Regions from separate parts of the Mus musculus genome. Here regions 1 and 3 are each linked to region 2. The links are chromatin loops, found by intact Hi-C in ENCODE. Cell type or tissue: left cerebral cortex. All regions are shown on one strand.

Region 1 (8,000 bases), 87 kb before region 2:
CCTTAAATCACCATTCGTACTGATGGACTCCTTTATTTGTAAGGCCAAATGGAGAGGGTTGGGGAGGTAGGCTTTCCTGAATCCCATACTCATCTCAAGCAGCAGTAAAGTCCCTTGACAGTCAGGAAAAACTCTGGACTTTTCTGGGGACCCAAAGGGACATGCTCAGTTCCTCTAATAATATAACAGGTTGTGAGTTCTAGGGATGGCTGCAGAAGTCACTCTCCTTACGAAGTGAACTTAGCATCCTTCGTCAAGAGATGCTCTGTCCTCAATGGGGAATGGGCAAGATGGGTTGATACCAAGAAGGGAGCAGTAAGGCAGACATTATTCAAAGGGTTCCAGATCCCTTGGCCTTCATCCCTCCATTTCTCAGTGCTTTTTCACATAAGGAGACCAGCAAGAAGGGTAAGATGCTTGACCCTAGGGACACAGTGGAATTAGAGTAATGAAAATGGGGATACAGGCAGACCTGCTTGTGTTCTGCAGTGGGCCTCTGACCGTGGCAGCCATGGTCTTCTGTGACCGTCAAGGCTGAGTCAACAAAGGTGCCACAGCTTTGATCCAGTTTTCTTTTAGGACTGACATTTTTGCTGTTACAGTATGGAGATGTTCTGAATCTCAGTCAAAGAAATCTAGAAGCAGGACTGGTACCAGGGCAATGTCCTTGAGAGGAGAGGCTGGGTGTGCCCATGCTGATTCTCAACTCATGGAGTCTAGCCCCTTGCCCATTAGCAGTTTGGTCAACCTCCAGGTCACCTGACCACACTCTCTATAAGGCACAATACTGAATAAGTGAGAAGTGACCCACACTCTTGGACAATGTTCCTGTTTTTGCTACCCCTACTGGCCAGTGCCCTGTAGCAAGGAGAATGTTATCTTGATGACAGATCCTCCCACCTGCATTGCCAAGAATCCTGCTGGCCTGGGAGACAGTGAAGAACCTCTGCCCTTGCTCTGACCTATGTTCTCACTACAGACATATGTCCCCAGGAAAGGGGAGAGAGAAAAAGTGGTTCTTCATCATAGACCAGCATTTATGTCTCAGCAGAGCCCTGTGACATTCCAGCACAGTGACAGACAGCAGCAGAAATGAGCTCATAAGGCCAGGATCTGCTGCTGGTCTGCTCTGTATTCTGTGCTAAGGAGAAGACAAGGGGGTCCTAGTCTGCTATCAGGACACAGACACAACAACAGAGTCAGACATACATGGTGGGCATATTTATTCTGTCTAAAGCACAAGTGAAAAAAATAAAGTAGAAAGAGACATCTTACCAAGGACCCATGACTGGCAAAGGACAGACCAAGATTTGAAATGGGCTCCTCTTGGTCCCGTTGACCAAGTTGTCCTGGATAATGTCACTGAAAGAGGGGTAGAGGACACCAGAGATACCGTCCGCATCTGGTTCTCATATTGGCCAGATCCCTTAGAGACCACCAGTGCTTAGTGAAGACGAGGAGTGTCTGATTTACAAGGTCTGACATGATGGAAGCAGTTGGACTTTTCTTCCTCTGAGACTGGAGGGTTTCTGTGGCTACACACTGGCCTGATTCATACTAACCACCTGGTTCATACAATACTTTAGGACAAAAGAAACTAAGAAGATTTAAGAAAAAGACCAGAATTGCATAGATGGTTCGTGTCCCATGGTCATGCTAGCCACAGAAGAGACCCTGATTTTGTCAGCTCGCCCCACCTACCACCCTATGAACCTCTCCCAAGAGGAGTCCTACATAAGGAGCCCTGCAAACATTTATTTTCCAGCACTGGCTCTGTAGTAAAGCTGAAACCCATCATCTAAAGATACCCATTTGTTGTCTATCTGGTCCAAGTCTACTGAGTCCACAGGTATGGATCATGGAGACAGACATCATCACCACATCTATGATGTGATGGACTCTAGGGGACCTTTCCTCCACCATCCTGCTTCACCACAGGTCTTAAGTTGCCAGGGTTTGATTTGCTCTTGGAACATCCAAGAAGGCCCTGAACTTCAGAAAGCTTCCTCGGAAATAATAGGGTATAAGATTTGCAGACAGAACCGTTGTTCTTCAACAGATTCAAACTTTAAAGCACTGAGTCAGAGAACAGCCGAGAACATGTAGAGAAGGTGGGCAAGAAGACGGAAGGGTGAAGTCTAAGTGTCCTAAGGGAGGCAGAAGCGGATGGGAAGTGGGTTTCTGGGGATGGGAGGTAGACAGAGGCTAACAAAAACAAACTCTCTCTCATATACTTGGACCTTGCCCTAGCTGGAATCAACACCTCTCCTCACGCCAGCTACAAAGCCAAAAGGGGCACTTACATACTGCTGCAGTTTGGATCTTCAGTGTCCCTTGAGGTCCATGTGTTGAAGGCCTAGTCATCAGCTGGGCACTACTGGAAGCTGGTGAAGGCCAGCGGGAGATCTTTAAGTTGTTAAGAGAGAGTTGTAGAAGAGGACAATGGGGTGTTCAGCTCTCTCCTTCTCCATGTCTCAGCTGTGAGGTGAACATTCCGAACCCTCTCTCTATAAGCTGGTCACCTTAGATGCCCATCACACTCACAGAAAGATGAACTCCACACATATAACACACTTATGACACTACCAGTCCCTCTGACACTAGACAGGTCGGAAGAACTGATAGGGAACACTGACTGGTGGGACCCCCCCCATACCAGCTAGCACTTGGCAGTGGAAGATGGAGGCTTACCTGGGGGCAGGGAGAAACACATGGGATCTTATTAGAAGTAGCAGCAGCATGGTTACTGTTAACTGAATGTTTGCTGATTCTCTAGCAATGAATCCCCTTGGACAGACATAGTACCCATCCATGTAACATAGACTTCTTGCTACAGTGGTTGGTATTGGGGATTTCTTTGAAGAATATGTATCCCTGGGGACAGGCCAGCTTCAAGGGTTGTGTTGCTTTGTTTTGTTCCTAATACAAAACTTGAAGTGATTCCATATCATCCGCGCCTCACACGCTGGTAGTTGTGACCCAATGATAAAACATCCCCAACTGCAGGCATGGGGTGGGTATTCAGCTCTTCGTGGGAAGGCCCGTCTTCCTCACAAGCACTTGATGTTAATTTTCCAGAGTCATATCCTCCCACTGTCTGTGAAGAATGAGAAAAGGAAAACCAGCCACCATGCCGTGATTTTAATTTCTCTGTTTAAAAGAAAAAGAAAAAAAAATCCACTTGAATACACAGCTCTGAAGACAGCATCATGTTGTACCTCATGCACCTCAGAATGAAATTGTCTCCATCATCTGAGGTAAATGTTTAAAGGATGTACCACTTAAAGGATGGTAGATTGCATCATCTCCAAAGATGCCCCCAAAGATTTGGACTAATAGCCTACCATCCTCATCTTTATCAGAACCCTAAGAGGGTAAAGATGAGGATAACTTGGGGGAAATCATCTCATCCCGAGGACCAGACAGAGATGCTCACAGGAGACAGATAAAGGCATAAGTGATTCAAGCCCAGATGGGGCCTCTTGTGACTCAGAGTTTGTTATTCATCCAAGAAATAAATTTCAAACAGTTGAAGACTTTGGGCAGCTGAGTTCCACATCCCTTGTCCTTTCGTTTTCCTAGAGTGTCCATAACAAATGGCCTCGAACTCGGTGGCTTCAAGCAATGGAAATTTATTCTTTCCTAGTTCTAGAGGTCAAAAATCCGAGCTCAAAGAAGGCAGCAGGGCCATGTCTTCCCTGAAGTTTCAAAGGAAGACTCCTTCCTCGCCTCTTCCAGTTTTGGGTGGTTCTGCGTTCTCTGTGGACTGTGGCCATGTAACTTTCTGCCTCTGCCTCTCTGCCTCTCTGCCTCTCTGCCTCTCTGCCCCTGCCTCTGCCTTCTGTCTTAAAAGGATGATTGTCATTTTATGTAGGATTCACCTGAATAATCCAGAATGACCTCATCTGGTATTGCTCTCAACTATATTTGCAATGACCCCTCATTCCAATTAAGGGTACATTAACTGGTTAGAACATAATCAAACCATCTGAGGGTCAGCAGACAGACCCATCTACTAGAATGAAGTAAAATATGAACAAATGAACCACACCAGGACTGGCAGGTGGATCTGAGAAGGATTTCCCTTTGTCCGATCTCTAAGGGTCAGTCACATTGGTGCTTTTCCATGTCTTTTACTGGCTAAGACTCTCCTTAAATTCTCTGGGGGATGGGCAGGTGTCCTGAGGAATCCTAGCTGCTTTGAACTGCCAAGATCTTGACTCTAGTTAAGACTTTGTGTGGACTTTATATGGAGTAGAACCTCCTCCTTTATTTAGGAGTTGAATTTCCGTCTGGGTTTTTTTAGTCTTTTCCCTGTGCCCTACTGTGCATCCAAAGTCATCTCCTCCCTCTCCTAACAACGTTCTGGATTCTGCAGATCCTTGGTGCCTCTTTCGGAATTTTAACTCAAGCTTCTCAAATTTCTGTCTTTATCTGAATCAGCCATTGGGAGGCCATGTTTGAGTACAGACTACTGGGTTCCATGTTCAGAGTTTCTGATGCAGTAATTGGCTTGGAGGTGGGGCTAAAAGCTTGCGTTCCCCACCCCCATAGGTTTACTGTTTATTCAATGTTAAATGTTACAGAGTTCTTACACTGTCTGAAACATGCCTGAGAACTCAAAGAAAGAAATGGTGCAATGGACAGCCTCACCCACCCAGACAGTGTATTAAAACTTGATTCACATGCATTTTGATAATTTCACAATCTTAAAAAATTATAACAAGACTTGGAACTTACATCTGCTGCAGGTCTTCAGCGTTCACATTAAATAACGGCATCACGTCTCTGTTCACGTCTTCAACCATAACCCCAAACAGAATTTGTGTATGTGTGTCTAACTGGGGTAAAGCATACTTTAAGGGAAGTTTGTGGCTCAAGGTGTGAGATTTCTTGTTAAGGTTTCTGGTGCCCAAATAAAGTCTTCAGTTTAACCAAGAATCTCAAGCCTCTAATCACCCCACCTCCTCCTTCAGATCAGGCCAACATTATTGCCCAGAAGTGGCATACAGTCTGGTAGGAGACACTGGCCTCCACCTCCTGCTTCCCACACTGCTGCACTAATCCACTAAACTCCAAGACATGCTCTCAAGCTGGGAAAACATCCCCCGTTACCTGTTCCACTCCTGTCAGTAGTGAGCAAGTCTGAACTGTGTTTGGCAAAGGGATTCATTTACAGAGAGAAGCCCAGGCACTGCCATTGTATCACATACTCATATGTCAATATAGAGTATGTGTACTGAACCATCTGTAGTGACAAACTAGGTAACCGACAGACGATTGATTTCATTAGGTGGAAAGAAATTTAGCAGTAACCATTTCTAAGAGCCAAGTGCTACTAGATAGTTAAATTGTAATTACTAACAACAGAAGTCTACATTACTGGCTACTCCCCTGCCTCTCCAAGTGAATACCAAACATACTCACAGAGTAAATGTCAAGAGCTGGCTAAACAATGAATGGATCTACAGAATAGCCCATAACCTTCACAAGGTTGGTAACCTCAGATTTGCTGCCCTTAGTTGTGGATTTCATGTGGATCACACCTCCTGCATAAGGTTGCAGCGATTAGTGTGAACCTTGAAACCAACTCTACTGGATTCCTGTCAGAAAGCCCTCAGAAGCCAGCCACCTGGGTTCTGATCCACTGTAAAAGATAAAGAGTTAAGTGAGCTGAATTTACCTGTTCTGTGTCCCAACCTAAGGACTACTCTGTAGGCTGTGGCTATGTTCGACTCCCTGGAACAAGCCACTGTCAGAAATGATGTGTTGGGTCATTTGTGTGGGGCTTATGATTTATAATTTAAGTTTGTAGTTGTATGAGGTAACTATGGATTTAATTCAACCAAACTCAGGTCTACCAAATGAGGAGTGGGTGGGGGTAGTCTTGTTTCTTTGAATCATTTTTCACTCAGATAGTGTTTGTTGGGTTCCACACTAAGGCCTTGCTTTGACTTGGAGTAAGTTCTTTAAGGGCATATTGTGTGGAGAAAGAGTCTGAAAGAAGCATTGGAATTGTGAAATGCCCTATGAATTGGCCAATCCTTAGGTGGAACCAGATAGCCTTTGATGGATATAAAGGACAGCAGACCTGCTGCACCCCAAGGGCTGCTCAAGCCTCCTAATCAGGTCTAAATTGAACTGCTGTGGACAGAGTGTGGCGTCTGCTCACTGTTGTGGATGGAGTGTGGTGTCTGCCCACTGCTGTGGACAGAGTGTGGCGACTGCTCACTGCTATGGACAGAGTGTGGCAACTGCTCACTGCTGTGGATGGAGTGGTGTCTGCCCACTGCTGTGGATGGAGTGTGGCGACTGCTCACTGCTGTGGATAGAGTGTGGTGTCTGCCCACTGCTGTGGATAGAGTGTGGTGTCTGCCTACTGCTGTGGATGGAGTGTGGCGACTGCTCACTGCTGTGGACAGAGTGTGGCAACTGCTCACTGCTGTGGATGGAGTGGTGTCTGCCCACTGCTGTGGATGGAGTGTGGCGACTGCTCACTGCTGTGGATGGAGTGGTGTCTGCCCACTGCTGTGGATGGAGTGTGGCGACTGCTCACTGCTGTGGATGGAGTGGTGTCTGCCCACTGCTGTGGATGGAGTGTGGCGACTGCTCACTGCTGTGGATGGAGTGGTGTCTGCCCACTGCTGTGGATAGAGTGTGGTGTCTGCTCACTGCTGTGGATGGAGTGGTGTCTGCCCACTGCTGTGGATGGAGTGGTGTCTGCCCACTGCTGTGGATGGAGTGGTGTCTGCCCACTGCTGTGGATGGAGTGGTGTCTGCCCACTGCTGTGGATGGAGTGGCGTCTGCTCAGGAGGAGAAGGTTTCACTGACCTGGCTTTTAACAGTTCAAAGCAACAGGAGCAAAACACCAAGTTGTGCACGAATCTGGCATGGCGTCTGACAAATCCTTGTGTGTGCCCCAAATGTGAAAGCTCGAGTTCTTATCTGTGGAGATTCTGTTCTAGCTGGTCCAGAGGCATAGTGAGAACCACCATTCTAACCCATTCCTCATGCCTTCCGAGTGGACTTTCCTTGTGCTCCCCCCACATCCAACTCATCTTCTATCTTCCTCTAGCCCAGTAGGCTCTCAACCTGTGGATAGCAAGACTTTTAGGGGGTGTCACATATCTGATATCCTGCATAGCAGATATTTACATTATAATGTATAACAGTAGCAAGATTACAGTTATGACGTAGGAATGAAATAATGCTATAGTTGGGGGTTCACCACAGCAGGAAGAGCTGTATTAAAGGTCCACAGCTTTAGGAAGGTTGAGAACCTCTGTTCTAGACACTTATTGTCATCTCAAAATACCTAGAACCACGCTGATTTAGCTCAATCTTATACCTAACGATTCCTACCTAACCGTCCCATCCTTTGATGCCCATCTAAAACCTCTTCTCCCTCTCCCCACCCTCTTACTTCTCTAAATCAAAGCCAAGGATACCCAGATAACTAAGCTTACTCCGTCCCAGAAAACAGGAAAATCTAGTCCCAAGCTAGTGAGACAGTGGGCACAGTGACAAGCCTGGCTGTAGCTGGATATCCTCACAAGACTCCTAAAGTGGGTAGCCTAGGTCCGGCTCCAGTGTGACCAGGGAGGAGTGTGGAGGAAGCATCCAAGCCAGTTTCCACCTACCCAGCCGCCCATGCTCCTTCTGTCTTCACCAGCCCCTCATGCCCCAGTGTGCAGCAACTCCCCTCAAGGGTGAGCCTTCAGATGCCAGCAGACCATCTTCCCAGGACATTGAGCAACACCCACTGCAGGATTTCCAGCCCTCATGCGCTCCCCAACAGCCTGCAAGACATTTTCTCTGAGGAATTTCAACACACATAACCAGTGCTTTGTTCCCCTGTGAATGCGGGCTTGTCTGGGTGCCAGAGTTGCACCACACAGGAGATTAACAAATATGAGCTGAACCTCTCAGCAGGCGCAGCTCAGTCTCTGTGATCTTTCTTAATACTATGCACAAATGTCAAACCACTCTAGAAAAAAAA
Region 2 (8,000 bases):
TAGAGAAACTGACTAATTTTTCTTAAACGCTTAATCTCTTGGGAGCGAGCTTCATTTATCTTTTATCCCCCCTCACAATAGCCCATGAAAGAGGCTTTGTCGGAAAAAAAAAGGGTGCTTGTGGTGGTCATGGAACATATGTCTCAGTAATCCAAGGACAGAAGTCAGTTGTCCTGTCTTAGAAAGGAGCCCTGACAACCTCCCTGCACCCGGGGCACACCATTTGTTCGGCGGCCATGTGGGCCAGCATCCTGGCCGGGCGCCGAAGCCCAGTGCAGCCGCGGCAGGCTCCCTGGCAGGGCTTCCTGAGTCAGCAGTCTCCTCTCCACAGAGCAGATGGGCCAGCCCTCAGGGAAAGGAAGCTCTTCTGAGAGTCTCCTGTCTTCATTCTTCCCAAATGGGCTTGGCTATAAAAAGCAAATTAAACAGCCATTGTTCCTTTCCTCCATGAAGCTGACATCCTAACATCCTGCCTAGTACAGGGCTCCCGGATGTTTGCTGCTGGCCGAGTGACGCTTGCCACTGCACCAACAGTAACATAAAAATCACTCTCGAATTCCACTCTGGAATGATATTTGTCTGAAACGCCACTGCTTTCTTTTTGGTTGTGACTACACAGCAGAAGAGAGCTTTCTCACTGGTCTTAGTGTCTTCTTCCTGCCTCCCGCGGGTTTGCACATGGACTTTGGGCCTTATAATCCTAGGAGAGTGTGGAGACTCGACCCTCAAACTTTCCCATTCTAGAGTACTCTGCGGGCGGGTGTACTGCCTGTGTAACAGAGTATTCGATAATACAAACTAACCACCCTGCCTTTAACCTCAGCAGAAAACAACAATAGCAACCCTAAACAAAACCCCTTTTTGTCTCTCTGTCTGTCTGTTTGTTTGTTTGTTTTGAGATAAGATCTCGCTACAAATCCCTGTCTGTTCCAGAACACACTGTGTAGCCCAGGCTGTCCTCAAACTCACACAGATCTGCCTGCCTCTGCCAGAATTAAAAGTGTGCCTTTCCAAAACAACAGAGCAGAACGAAAAATAAAGATGCTCTGAGTCTTTGGGTTGTTTGATTGGCTTTGGTTTTTGGTTTCTGAACATGGGGTTTCTGTTTCTCTGGGTAGCTCTGGCTGTACTGGAATTGCAGACAGGGCTGGCCTCAGAGAGATTCCCCTGCCTCTATCTCCCGAGTGGTTGAGGCTCGGGGAGAAAAATCAAAAGTAAATCACACAGACAACTTCATACCTCAAGAGAGAGGCAAAGGGAAGAAGGAGAGACATGATGGGAAAAGCAGGAGAGGTATGGAGAGAGAGGCTCACACTCACTAATGCAATTGCGTGTGTGCCTCTTACTGTACTCTCCAGGACGAGAGACGGCTCAGTGGTTCACATGCTCTGGCAGAGAACCTTCATCCAACTCCTGTATCAGGTGACCCCCAACCTCTTGTAATTCCAGTTCCAGAAAGATGGACCTCTGGCCTCTAGGCACTAGCACTCTCCTGTCCATACCCACATACATTCAAATAATTAAAAATAAAATAAATTGTTTTAATTTTATTTTAAAAGGGTAACCTAGAAGAGCATCTACGTCACTTCTCTGAGCAATATCCATATATAAGTCAGCACCGGCCAAGTCACAGAACAAGACAGCCCCACTTGGGACATGAACCTATAATCCCACAATTGCCTTTAACCACGTGGTAACTAACCAGAGACAATGGAAACAAGCAATAGATTACACATCCATCACCCCAGACCAAGGTCCATCACTTTAACAACCCTCTGATAGCTTCAATACAAGATGCTGAAGAAGGACAGCTCTTAAAAAGCATGTCCCAGGACGGCGATAAGGATGCCTTGCCCAGATATCAAAGTAAATGGTAGAAAAGAAATTTTAAATGCTGTTTTCTGAAAGCCACTTGTATTACTTGTCCCACCAAAATGAACTGGGTGGGGTGGGGATGGGGGTGGGTGGTTGAGGGGAGGCGGTCTGGATTTTTATCAACCTCAATTCTCAAATTAAGACTTTCAGAATGAAATTTTGGCACACAGTTTTCTGAACTTTTCTGAACTTGGTCAAGTGGATTTATTCTAAGAAGAGGGGAAAGAGTTTCTGGTAAATAAAGTGCCAAAACAGGAAGCATGCCTATGACTGTGGAGCGGACTGCTGGAGGGTAGGAAGGTTCCTTCAGGAAGCAGCTTACGATGGTGCTCCATCCAGAGCTCTGAAGCAGCCTGGGTTTCTCCACTAAGCAGTAAGGGGCCCCAGCATAAAAGCACTAGTCAAGACCTCCCTGTGGCTGGTGGCCTCTGCCCCGTTACTGTAGTGTTGCTCATCTTACATGGCGGGAGATGCAATAATGCTATTATATTCCTGCGGCTGCTGCAACAAATTATTGTGACCATTACAACTCCTGAGCTGGGGTTATAATCCCAAAGTGCTTGCCTTGCATGCATGAAGTCCTGAGTTTAATCTCTTATCACAATAAATAGATCAACCCAATCGATTATCTTGAAATCGGTTTCTCTGCTGTTTCTACCTTTTAGGCGCCGCCTTCCCAGGTTGTGTCATAGCTCCCTCTTGCATTTGCAAAGGTAACCATAGCAGATGGGGCCCTTCTCACACTGAGTAACTCTGACTCACCCACGGCCTCCTTCTTCCACATTTTCTTGCATATGTGTGGCAGCAGAGACTGAACCCAGGGCCTGAGTATGCCCAGACAGTCTCAGAATTCGCAATCCTATTGCGTTAGCCTTCAGAATAGCTGAGATCGCAGGCCTGTACCACCAGGTCCTTCTCTCTCACACTTTTAAGCATCATTATCTGGATGCAGAGCCCACCTGGTGTCGAGGTCAGATGGTTTGCAACGCTGATGCCACATGCAACCTTTTGCCTTGTAATAGAGGAACTCACAGTTCTTGAGGGACATGAGCATCTTTGGGGGAGGGTCTCATCAGCCTAGCAGAGAAGCAACCCAAGATAAAAAGACCTAAGATAGGGAACTGTGCTCTCGAACACACATGGAGATATCCAGAGAACACCAAGCCATCAATGGTTGGCACTGGGTCCAAAGTCTTGAAGAAACCAAGGTGAGGGTGTTCACAGTGTGTCAAGGGAAGATGCCTTGAAATCAAAGAAGGAAGGAACAACCCAGAATTTAACACCTTCATTTTTTGAGACAGGGCTTCAATAAGTACCTCAGGTTGGCTTTTAACTCAACATCCCCCTGCCTCAGTCTCCTGAGTGCTGGAATTGTAAGCATGTGCCACTATGCCCGTCTCTCCTCCATCGATCTCTAGAAACTGGAAAGAAACTTAGGAAATCACATGCGGCTTAACCCATTATGCCCTGCCCCCATTTCTGGTATAACAGAAAACCAGCTGGGCAATGCAGCACTAGAAGGCAGCAGGAGAACCATGAGTTTGAGGCCAGCCTCGGCTACATACACAGCAAGACGCTATGTCAAAAGAACAAAGCAAAGCTAAAAAAACAACAGAGAACAAGGGGAGGGTTTGCAAAGCAAGCCATCATCTGCCTCGGCATTTCATTTTAAGCATCCCCGGTTTTCACACTACTGATTCTCACCCCCAGGCTCTCCATCTCTGACTCACTGTTCAACAGAGCTCTTTACAGCCCTGCCAGCTCAGGAGGCAAAGTTCTTGTGTGTACCAGTAAACACACCATTTCTCCCCGACAGAGGAAAAAGAAAGTGTGTGTGTGTGTGTGTGTGTGTGTTATAAGCATATGTGTATATATATATATATATATATATATATATATATATATATATATATATATGTGTGTGTGTGTATGCTTAATATGTACATATATATATGCTTATATCTGTGTTTATATGTGTTATATATAAGCTTTATATATATATATATATATATATATATATATGTTATATATACATATACATGCATATATACACAATACATACAAACACACACACACATATATATGTATACACATTAAGTAGACGTGAAGTCTTGGGCCTGCTAGGTTGTAATAGTACACAAGAGGCATCCACAAAATAGTTTGAGGGGATAGCAGTATATCTGTGCACAGTGACTGAAATCTATGGAGTCTTAGGCACCCACTCTGTCTCCTCTCATTTCATCCTCCTGGCCACCTTTCAAGAAAGCTTGCGCCAGGCAGTGGTGGTGCACACCTTTAATCCCAGCAGTCAGTGAGAGACAGAGGCAGGTGGATCTCTGAGTGTGAAGCCAGCCTGGTCAACAGAAGGAGTTCCAGGATAGCCAGGGCTACACAGAGAAACCCTGTCTTAAAAAGACAACAAAAGCAAGAGGGGGGGGGTTGCATCCTGTTCTAATTCAGTTTTCTACTGATGTGAAAAAGACTATAACTATAAACAACTTGAGGAGGAAAGGATTTACCCAGAAACATCTGCCTGGGGGTGGTGCCCAGGGCTGGGCCCTCCCACATCAACCATCAATCAAGAAAATGCCCCACAGGCCAATCTGATAGATACATTTTTTTTCCAGCTGAGGTTCCCTCTTCCCAGATGACCCAAGCGTCTGTCAAGGTGACAAGAAACAAAGCAGCACATGGGCATGACCCTCTGTGAGGTAGCCAGGGCCCAGAGCCGGGATGGAACCTGTAAGTCCTGTTTCCTCATGTTATCTGGCCATCACCCACTGCTGAGACTTTGCCTTTAGACCCTCACTCTAGGATGTCATAGCCATGTCTGTAGACAGGGACAGCAAAGGGCTCCTGCATCGTGGGTTTCCCGAGTGCTTCCTCACTGCAAACCACACCGTTCCCTTTGCTCTGTGGCATTCCAGCCCAAACAGCTTCAAGTCTTCCTTTTCCTAAAATGCATTTTCCTAATGTCCTTCCCTCCTTCCCTAATACTTAAACACTCCTGTTCTCAGTCACAGCAGCCCAAACCACTGGTCACGCAGCCATCAGGAAAAGCCCCCAATTATTCATGCCCTGTCTTTCTTCTTGTTCGTTCAAGTACATTTTTAATTTTTTTTCATCCAAAGTGTTCTCATGGGAAGGTTCTTTTACCCCAGACACCCACCCACTCCCCTCCTACCCTTCCCCATCTGGTCAACTCCTCTCATCATCGAAAACTGCCATCTGTCAAAACGGCTGTGTTATAAGTAATACACAAATCACTGTGGGGCGCTGAGATACTTGACTAATACCAGGTAGCAGCTTCTCCTGAATAAAATGGAAAGAAATGGCCTAACGTTACACTTCAGGAATGTAAATTCAACGGAAATGGGAAAATGCTAATTGCCAGTGGAGAAGGTTTCTTCTTCCCCAAAGGAAGCTACATACTGTCTGTCAAAGAAAAAGAACAGGTCTCCTTGAGCCTCTCAGCCTTCCCAGTTCCCTAGGTGCCCAGGTGCGCAACACCTCCAGTGTGAGGGTTTGAAAGGTGAACCGCTGTCTTTACAGGTGTGCTGGAGAAAGCCCTGGGTTCAGGAGAGCAATTAGAAGGAATGGTGGAGCAGAGCCAAGGCCAGATGAAGAGAGAGCTGCTGGCTCCCCTGTAGAAGCACATGGGTAAGGGCGGAAAGCATCCTTAAGAGCAGGGGAGAGGAGAGACAGCGGGTGGTCTAATGATGCCTCGGCATGCAGAGCGGAGGATACAGTTTTTTCAAAGAAGCTCACTTTGGTTAAACTGAAGGTATTTTATACTTTTTGCTTGAAAAGACTGTGGCACTTGGTACTGTTCCCAAGGGTAAAACTCTCTTGGTCCCAACTTTAAAGGCTTGGGGGAGGAATCAGTGGGAAAATTGGGCAAAAAAAGAAAGACAGGGGTTAGGGGGAGCAAACAAATAGTACCTCAAAACAGAACTAGTAGGGGTATAAGACCTTTACGAGCTCTGAAGCACCCAACTACGTGGAAGATCTTCCCTATGCCAAGAAGGAAAGAACATCACTCATTAGCAGCTTAGCAACTGGGATGTTGGAGGTATGACTTAGAGCTCCAAAAAGGGCAATCCTGAAAGAATTACATGTCCATGTGACAGTTGTGGAAATGAAGACATCACAGCCAAGAAAGCAGGGTAGTAGAGCCAGGTCAAAACTCATCTCTACTCCAAAGCCTGTGTTCTACCAAACCCTGGTATTGCTGAAGCCATTTTTCCATGATTCATGGTTAGGAAACTCAGACGTTTCAGCATTCTAAATCCTCAGAGTAAACCGCTCAGAGGCCAGCCCAAATGGAGGGGACTCTTCACCAGTTGCATTGAAGGTTTCTGACGGGACTTGTAAACGATAACCACTGTTAGCAGTCCGGGCTACACATCCCAAAAGGATGACCCTTCTCGACACCGCCCAGACTGATCTGAAACCCCTGGGCTGCAAAGATCCTTCTTGCTCAGCCTGCCTAACATCCATGTCCACAGGCAGCCTGGGCCAGTGCACTGACCTCCTGGGATGATCTAATTCTTCAACTAAACGCCCTACTCCCTCCTGGGTCTTCTGTTCCCTAGGTCTCAGAAACCTGTACTTCTAAACCTTGCTCAGCTGATTCTTGATCTGCTACCAGAGCTGGTACCCACACAGACATGAGATAAAAACAGACTTCAGATTTCCTTTCTGCTCTGTCACTTGCGAACGCAATCACAATGCAATCAAACAGAGCCACAAATCCCCCATCCAGAAACACTTCCAAAGCAACACAAAGCAATCACGGAATAGTTTGCTAAAATGAAGGCCAACGCTAAGCATAAACTGGGGCAGGAAAACCGCCAGATGTGAATATATTAAGCTTTATTTTAGGGGATCGCAATTGGAAATTGTTTTAACCATAGTGTGTGGGCGTTGTGAGGTGACAGATGGCGAACAACAAGCGAGTGGCATTGAAGAGGAAAGTGCTGGGTTTAGCAGGTCTACCTTAATCCAGCCCTACCTCTCTCTGGCCACTGTTGTGGGGAGCAGTGTATTGTTTCCTTGGTTCGCCTGCTCTCTGGCTACACCAGATTCACTCTCATTTTAATCCAGGCTTGATCCTTTAAAACAAATCAGGTCTCAGATGTTACTATTTCGAACTGTAACAGTAATATCTCAAATGTATCCTGCATCTGCCCCTCCACCCCCCACCTACAGAAACTCATCAGCACCCCTGTCACCAGTCTTGGAAAAGCCCTGAGGGTTTATTTTCATTTTGTAGTACAGGGGATGGGTCCTAGCATCCAACAAGTTAAGCACGTGTTTGATCTCATGCCTGACCCATCACTGAGTTTTAAGCCTACTTTCACAGATTCTTTGAGGAGTGCAGAAACCTTGTCCATAGCAATAAACTGATCTATACCCTATACGTGGCTCATATGGTCTTTCTTTATGGGAACTCCAGACAGCGTTTCAATGGCAGCAATCTGCAAAATGGACCACAGCATCTTCTTGCAACTAAGTCTAAACTCTGGGCTCCCCAGAGTCAATTCTACAGGACTTTAAAAAAAAGATTTATTTATTTTATTTATATGAGTACACTGTAGCTGTCCTTAGACCCACCAGAAGGCATCAGATCCCTTAACTGCTGAGCCATCTCTCCAGCCCCTAAAGGACTTTTGATGTCCTTCTGCTGGGTTGCTCAAACTGTGAGATAGCTAGCTGACTCGTACCTTGAATCCCCACCCTTGAATGAACAGGCAAGAGGATTTTGAGGCCAACCTGGGCTACACAGGACCTTGTTTTAAAGGTCAAAGCAAACATTTGAGATACACAATTTGGGACGCAGGAAAGCATCCAATCCTATGATCAAGATTTGACTGTAAGCATGGAGGGTCATGCACACTCCAGTGATGCGATTCTTAAGCATTCCTGGTATATTCTCGGACAGCACATACCTACTATATTTATAGAGCTGGGCTGTCCATTTAGCTTCCTGGGCCAAAGCTAAGATGAAAACATTACTGTCTGCCAATCATTGTTCAAACACTTCCCTTGCCCTTACCAGGTCAATCAGATTCAACCAACATGAGCATCCTCACTCTATTTGCCTACAAAGTGTGCCCATTTTC
Region 3 (8,000 bases), 290 kb before region 2:
CTCTCAGTATGTATCCCAGGCTATCCTGGAACTTGCTGTGTATCTCAAGCCTGCCTTGAACTCATAGTCCTCCTGCCTTAGCCTCCTGAGTCCTGGGATTACAGGCCCAGCCCACCACACCCCACTGAACTTCAGCCCTTTGTAAAGGAGATGTTTGTGGTCCAGTCTATCATGGATTTGGGTGGCTGAGCTTAGTTGCAGAGGAAGCTTCTGGCAGGTGAGTGAGAAAATTGGAGATGATGGAGCGAGCAAGGGAGGGAGTGGACCAGGTAGAAGCTTCCCTGCCCTTGACAGAGATTCCCTCCGCATCTGAGGCTGGAAATTACTTTTTTTGCCTAGCAAGGAAGCCATCCTGCTGCATAACCCCAGCAGAGTTGCAGATCTTCTCGGAACCATGATTCACCTTGAAACTCTCTTATATAGAGTTGTTCTCTATCGCGCAGTGAACTGAGGATTCCCATAGTTCCATGCGTGGGGATTCGATTATCTGGTGCCTGGAGCCTAGAAAGGGCTCCAGGAAGGCAGAGGATCCCCCTGCCTGAAGGTCTTCCTGTGCACTCCTTGCGTTTGCTGTCTGGAAGGACTCTTGCAGAGAGCTGTGACTGAGACATTTCCCTTTTGCCATCCTGCTCCCAGACCACACAGGCCTCGCATGACGGAACCAGCCCATAATTCTGGAAACATCCTTCTTCAATGAGCACAAAGCATGCATGCTTTAAGTCCTGAGGGACAGCACCTTGTTTTGACAGTTGGAGCTAGATGTCCACGTGTGTGTAAAATAGCACTCACTGGACATTAAGCGGTGTGCATGAAGTCACGAGACAGGATGTAAAGAATTTCCTTGGTCTCTGCCTAGAACTGTTATGCCTCCCTCTCCCTTCCTTCCTTCCTCCTTTCCCCTCTCTCCTCTCCTCCCTTCTTCCCCCTTTCTTTTTTTTTCTTCCAAGAATGGATGGGAAAGACAGCCATGCATCTAACGCACTTGACATTTTGTAGGGACATTTGAAAACTGGCTGCTCTCGGTACTAATACTTGTCAGTGTGTGCTGATCTTAATTTCTTTACAACCACTCCATGTCAGTTTTCTGGGTGGGCCTCAACCCATGTCTGTGAAGGAGAATATCTCTTCATAGGCTCTTGCTGTACTGTGCAATTCTTTCCATTATGATTAGGGCTGTACGGAGACCAATGATACCCACAGTTCAGGGAGAAGGAAGAGAATTGGCATTTATTCAGCACCTGGGATGAGAAAGAAGCACAAATGTCACTGTCCTCCATCTGCCCACAGTGGGGGGATGTGGTGACACGTCTGTCCCCACTTTCCAGCAGTGGCAACAGCTCCCATCAGGGACAGAGTTGGGTCTGCATGAACTCAAACCCCAAGAGCTACCCAGAACCTTGTGCGGTCTAAGAAGGAAAGCTTTGACTGTAACGTTAATGTAGTTTCTTTCATTTGCATATACTAATCATGTAAGGAGGCTGCTATCCCACTGAAAGGCATTTCCCTGGGACCATTTATGTGTCATACCCTGAAAATACTGAAAGAAGCACACAACACTCCAGCAAGCTTGGAAGGCCTATCTATCGCTTCTTAGCTCTATCTGTGAACCTACCTGATCTACGGCTTCTTAGCTCTGCCCAGGAACCTACCTTATTCCCTTTTCATTGCTGCTTTTCTCTTTTGCAGTGCAGGGTGGGGGGGGGGATGTCTTCCTAGCACCTGGCATAATGCTAAGAAAGCAGCCTACCACCGGGCCACACTCTTCGTCCCTCATCCTATGCCTTCATGTAGCTGAGAGTTCCAACAGCTAGGTAGAAATAGAGCTACCCCAGGCCCACCATGGTCAGGGCATGCAGACTCGTTCCTCCTTCCTCAGAGCTCAGGCGGAAGAGCAAAACATTGCTGCAGAGCTTTCTACAGGAGTAAGGAAGAAGGGACAAGACCAAGACATCCAGGAACATGGCTTTCTTCTAGTACGGGAGGACGAAGGGTAGATGCTGTTTTCTTCAGGTCCCTCCAGGACTTGCTGCTCTCTGTGAGGCTGGCTCTCTCTGTCCCATTCACTCCCCTATGTATCGCACGCATCTAGATCAAACTACACACTCAACTCTCAGCCCCCATTAGTTGTTGGCTCATGCAATAATTAATTCGGCCCAACACTGTGGCCAATAACATATGGGACAGATCGTCTCCATTTTAATGGCTTTATTGGGCTAATTTAGAGGGCTTTAACCCCTGGCTTTCAACAGTCACGCTGCTAGATCCATCTTCCACATTCATGAAGCACCATGAATGGTCACAGGAATTGGAGGATCACTCTGGGTGCAGCCATGTTGACCATCAGAGGAAGGAAGGGTAGACTAAATACCCTATGGATGATGATGGGTCTGATGCTGCCTTATGGGGACAGGTGACGGGTGCCATATGGCCAAGCTGCCACCATTTTCACAGCAGCTGTGTTCGGAATCAAAAGGTGTCTCGGTGTACCCCGAAGTCAAGGAGGGGATTTGAAATATATTACAGACTCCTTTGTGAGAGGTAGGGGAAGAAACGGAGTCAAACTGTGGCTTAACCCTTTCTTCCCCACACTCTCCTGCTGAGGTCAGAAGGTGGGTTCTTGCAGCCCGAGCCCAGCTGTTGTCTTCTCATCTTTGTGAATCTGGCCACACAGTCATGCAACTAAAGACGTGGATTCACTTCTCATGCTTCGCACAACATTTTTACTGACTGGAGTGTAGGCTGTTGAGAGAACATTTTCAGCCCTGTATTTGTTTGATGAGCCAGGGAGGGCTGAATAGGTGATATGGAATCAGTATGGACTGCATTGCAGTTCCTGCATTGAACTGTAGACATCTCGGGGTTTCTACCCACACAAGGCTCCTCCCTGCCGAGCATCTCTGGGCACAGGAGAAATAGCATTTTGGGTTCCTTGCAGCCCCCCAGAGCATGTTGGTCCAGCTGACATTTGGATAAATGAGCCACATTATCCAGGAAAAGGAGTGGATCTCTGGTCATCCGGCTGGGAAGGAGGGCTGTCATAAGAAGCTGTGTACGGCATGAACAATGTGTGGGGGGCGGGGGAGAGGGGGGAGGTGGGAGTTTCCTGCCAGAGAGCCAGCTCCAGGCCCACCTGCATCTCCTTGGCAACAGTGATGGGGTAGAATTTATAGGCTTGTTCCTACGTGAGTGCCTTGGGTCTTTTAAATACCTGCTGGCTTTTCTGTACACCCACTGCGTCTCTGAATCATTATGCAGAGCTTTGGGCGTCTCTCCCTCCCACTCCAGGCCCTGGCAAGGCTCAGGGAATACGGAGAGGTTCAGGAGGAACAGCCTTTCAGTATTTTGCTTTGCTCCCCGGATTGTCAATTTTAGGGTCTAGATGTGACTTTGCAGGGTTACTTCTGAACGGGCCAGCGAGGTATAGAGGAGTCTGGACATCAGCACTTTGACTCCCAGCTGTTTAATGGTACCATCTTGGCTCAGATGGCTCCCTACTCTATGTCCCTAGTCTCTCTAAAGAGGAGCGCTGGAGTTCCTGGCCTCAGAGGGGCCTTCTACTGCCAGCATTTTGTGTGCTGTTATCGGGCTTCTCCTTGGCTATGCACACCCGGTTTAAGAACACAGCACCTGTCCTGCTGCACAGTGCCAGCGCCTGCAAAGGCAAGCCAAGCAAGCCGCATTGTTAGCGCCAACCAACGGGAGTCCAGAGCCAGAACTCAAATGGAATTAAGTGCCAAGAGCCCAAATAAGCCGAACCAGGCACTCTACTTCCAAGTTTAAAAAAAAAAAAAAGACACTAAAAAGAAAACCAAACTTAGAAACCAAGAACCAAATGTGTGCACTTTAAAAATAAAACAAACCACTTTTTGAACTAGTTAGAACCAGAATTGGTTCCCTGTATTTTTTTGAAAGCTAACGCCGAACACCAAAATATCCCCTGGACCGAATCAAACAGATTCCCAACAGTTTCAGTCTCCAGTTAGAAACAGACAAGCAAGCAGGCAAGTGGAGAGATTTTAAAAAAAAAAAAACAAAAAACCTCCTGACATTTAGAGTGAGATTCTGTTTAGGACTGAATCAGAAGAGAGAATTTTTAGTTCTGTTGAGTCAAGCACATCTTCTACAACCAATAGGGAAAATGCTGGTGCTGTCCGCTGTTCAGAGGATGATGGATCGGCCACAGTTTACTGCTCAGTCGCTGGGCCACAATTTCCAGTTGATTGTGCAGCTCTTCTGCCCTTTCCCTAGATCTTATTTGAATGGAATATTGTATGCGAGCGGGTTTCCGTATCTCCCATTTTGGATACGCATCCAATGCACTTACATCGCAGCTCCCCTGTTCCTCTGCTGCCCTTTCTTTTTTCTCTCCTTGTGGGAACCTTGTCTCTTCCTAAAGAGCCTGCCTTGTTTTCATGCCCACTGTTCTTCTTAAATGCCGGTTCTGCATGGGAAAAAAATGGAGTGATTTTTTTTTTTGTTTTGTTTTTGTTTTTTTTTTCTAAGTCTGGCTTATTTTATTTAACACGATCATTTCTGGTTCCACTCATTTTCCTACAAATAATATGGTTTTGTTTTTCTTTGTGGCTGAATACACTCCAGTGTGCGTATAGTGTTTTTATTTCTCAGTCCATAGATGGGGCGCCTAGGCTGGTTATATAACTTAGCTATTTATGAACAGTACCACAGTGAGCGTGGACGGTGAGCTTCTCTTGAGTCTGTACCCAGGAGTATCACGCTGCCTCCTCTTTCTGCTAGTATCATTATTTTTGAAGAGTTTGGATGACCATATGATGGCATCACTGATATGTAAGGACCAGGAATTTTTGAAGGACTTATTTTATCTGAAGTTCATAGATGGCCTTTGTCCGAGGTAGCTGGTCAGTGGACTCTGTCAGGTTTGTACCTTTGTGGTCTAGGAGAGATGATGAAGAAGAGATGATGAGAAGCATCTTATGATTTAGCTGTCACCATTTCCTCCTCCCTCTTTACTGTCTCTTTCTCCTCCTCCTCCTCCTCCTCCTCCTCCTCCTCCTCCTCCTCCTCCTCCTCCTCCTCCTCCTCCTTCTCTGTGATGACTGAAGGACCAAACTGTCATGTCTTAGAGAAGTCACAGACGCTCAGAGCCCAGTGGGTGGGCTGCCTTTGCAATGCCTGAGTGTCCGGGGTTTCTCTGAGTATTTGTAACTTCCTCAGATGGTGGTCTGTCCCCAGATTGGGACACTTGCTCTTCCATAACTGGAAGAGATGTCACATGAGAGTGGAGATCTATTTCGGCCCTGTTACAGTGCCTGGCTTAGAAGCTGGCATGTGATGTAAGGTATAAGTCCCAAGCCTGGTCTTCCATGTGACACCTTTTCTGTCGGAAGCAGCTCTGGGCCAAGCAAGGGCTTTCTTCCTGGACTTTCTCCTACCCACTTTTTCCTCAGCATCTTGTTCGCAACAGCTGCCTTGTGTCTTCCTGTGTCACAATCCTGTGCCAGGGGAGCAGGGTCTGACTCTGCTGTGCCTCAGGATCTAGGATGAAGTGCTAGAGATGGGGAATGGGGTGCATCTCAGTTTAGGGTGTCCACATCTCCGTGGTTCACCCGTGGGTGACCTCTGAACTCAGTTTTCCTTCTCTTAAAGTTATACACAGAATTTACAAAGTTGCATTGGAAGCAAGAAGGTGACTAGGTGTGAAAGAGTGTTTGCTCTACAAATACAAGGATCTAGTTTGAATCCCCAGCACCTGTGTAGAAAGCTGGCCATGGTATGTGAGTCTGGAATCTGAGCACTGATGGGGTGGAGACAGGCGGATCCCGAGCTTGCTGGCCTGCCAGCCTGAGACAAGCTTCCAGTTTAGTGAGAGATCCTGCCTCAAAATAACACAGTGCAATGTGATTAAAACACCAATGTCCTTTGGCCTCCATTTGTACACCTATATACTCATGTGCGTGCAACACACACACACACACACACACACACACACACACACACACGCGCGCGCACACACACACACACACACAAGTTATGTTCTGAGACTTGCCAGGAAAAGTATTACTTTCCACTCCCCTTAAGGGCCCCGTCTTAGTGCTTCTACTGTAGTGATAAAACACCATAGCCAAAAGCAACTTGGGAAGGAAAGGGTTTATTTCAGCTTATATCTCCTGGTAACCATCCATCACTGACAGAAGTCGGGGCAGGAACCAGGAAGCAGGAACTGAAGCAGAGATCATGGAGGAATACTGTTTATTGGCTTATCCTCATAACTCCCTCAGCCTGTTTTACTGTGGACCCAGAACCACCAGACCCGGGGTCGTACCACCCATAGTGAGCTGGACCCTCCCACACTCTCTCATCAACCGAGAAAATGCACCATAGGGGTATCCGCAGGCCATTCTGGTGGGGACATCGTCTCCATTGAGGTTGGCTCTTTTTGTGCTTATGTTGTTAGTTATTTATCATGACTTTTTAGCCTATAAAACAGAGATGAGCTGTCCTTTCTTTGCTTCTATGACATATGTATACACACATCATACAGCCCTCTCCCCACACTTCTTTTGACCTTCTACCCTTGTAGTTTGGTTATATTGTAATTTTGATTTATACACTGAATGAATTGTTTACACTAAATGGATCCATAGGTGCTTTATACACATGAAGTCATACCGTAAACTTTGATTTACATCAAAGTTCTCCCTATGTGGGGATTGTGTACCTGTAGAATCAGTCACTCATGGATACAAAGTATTCAGGGAAAAGCTGCATGTGTATTTGAACACGTGTAGACTATGTGGTCCCTCTTCTCTGTTCTCTGAGCAGTGCAGCACACCTAATCTTTACATTGCATCAATTGGACCCATAATCTAGAAATGAGTTTTGAAGATTTGAGTAGGCTGCATGCATATGTTATACCATTTTTATAGGGAATCTGAATATCTGCCGTTCCAAGGGCTATGCTAGGATCCATCCCCCAGTGTCACCAAGGTGTGGCAGTACTGTCCTTCTGAACCAATTTTCCTGTAGTAAATAATTGCCTTGGGTATTACACGTGTGTAAGTCTGTGTATGCAACATTCAACATATTATAAGCCAGGGAAAAATTATATTACTACCCTGCCAAAGGTTTCATGAGTCCAAACCAGTTTATAAGCTTTGTAAATCTGGCTGGGAGTTGGTCTTAATTCATATGTTATTCTGTTTAATGTTGAAATTATTATTTTTTTCTATTATTTCTATTAGTTTTTAAGGGACCTCTAGCAGCTCCTAAAACTTTCCAGGGTAAGACTTATCTGTGAAAATACTTATGGAGAAATATATCTCGTACAGTCCAAAACCAGATGTCCCTGACACATCCCTCTCCCATGCTCAACTCATCTCTTCATTCACAGTCAGAGCTAACCTGAAAATTAAGCTCTTGTATACACCACAGTGGAAGGACCTGCTGCCATTGTGGAGGGCTGTCAGGCTTTGGCTCTGAGAGTGAAATGGCTTGTGCCGCTACCTTAACCTCTGTATTCTGTCTGCAGTGGACAAGAGTGCTTTCAGAACAGGATCATTTGGTGCCTTTCCCACCATCATTTCCAACCAAGGCCTAGCATTATAGGAAGCAGCATCCTGGAGAAATTTAACAGAATCCTAAGGACAGGAACCCAAGCCATAGGCAAGAAAAAAATACAAAAAACCTAAACCTTCGAGGTCCCTGTTTTTGCTATTGGGGTCTTTCTTCTCACTTCCAAACCACCATGTCTATAGGGAGCCAGAGACACTCTTCCTCCTCCTCTTCTTTGAAATTGTAAAATAAGAAGATATATTATAGATGGGTATTTTGCCTGCTCGTATATCTGTGCACTATGTGCATGCAGTGCCCACAGAGTCCAGAAGAGGGCGTTGTATCTTTCTGGACCTGAAATTAAAGATGGTTGTGAGCTGCCTCGTGGGTGCTGGGATTTGAACTGTGTTCTCTGCCAGAGTGGCCTGTGCTCTTTATTGTTGAGCCATCAGCTCTCCAGTCCCAGTAAT

The links. A loop is a pair of places that touch in the nucleus more often than their neighbours do. Peaks named below come from ENCODE experiments on the same cell type or tissue, not always from the same donor. Only the 100,000 strongest peaks of a DNase experiment are listed, where the experiment ranks them.
Region 1: a loop joins it to region 2, with 2.6 times the contacts of the local background. A loop is called at or near these places in 2 of 42 quality-filtered maps.
Region 3: a loop joins it to region 2, with 6 times the contacts of the local background. A loop is called at or near these places in 3 of 42 quality-filtered maps.

Annotation. Positions count from the first base shown.
Region 1 is chr8:34,593,300-34,601,299 of GRCm38, forward strand. It overlaps B930018H19Rik (RIKEN cDNA B930018H19 gene), which reads right to left. Exons shown (of 5, transcript NR_040706.1): 3 at 2,692-3,150. Among named protein-coding and RNA genes, the nearest start is that of Gm34096, 9.4 kb to the right of the region's middle. In left cerebral cortex, no CTCF peak of the experiment used is centred here; DNase peaks (open chromatin) are centred at 3,152, 3,478 and 7,808; H3K27ac peaks cover 221 bases.
Region 2 is chr8:34,679,815-34,687,814 of GRCm38, forward strand. No RefSeq gene overlaps it. Among named protein-coding and RNA genes, the nearest start is that of Gm46069, 6.1 kb to the right of the region's middle. In left cerebral cortex, CTCF peaks have their summits at 3,564 and 4,771; DNase peaks (open chromatin) are centred at 343, 2,630, 3,556, 4,137 and 3 more places; H3K4me3 peaks cover 451 bases; H3K27ac peaks cover 1,671 bases.
Region 3 is chr8:34,389,552-34,397,551 of GRCm38, forward strand. No RefSeq gene overlaps it. Among named protein-coding and RNA genes, the nearest start is that of Gm33831, 6.8 kb to the left of the region's middle. In left cerebral cortex, a CTCF peak has its summit at 7,834 (motif pointing right); DNase peaks (open chromatin) are centred at 3,249, 3,679, 3,928 and 4,714; H3K27ac peaks cover 3,126 bases.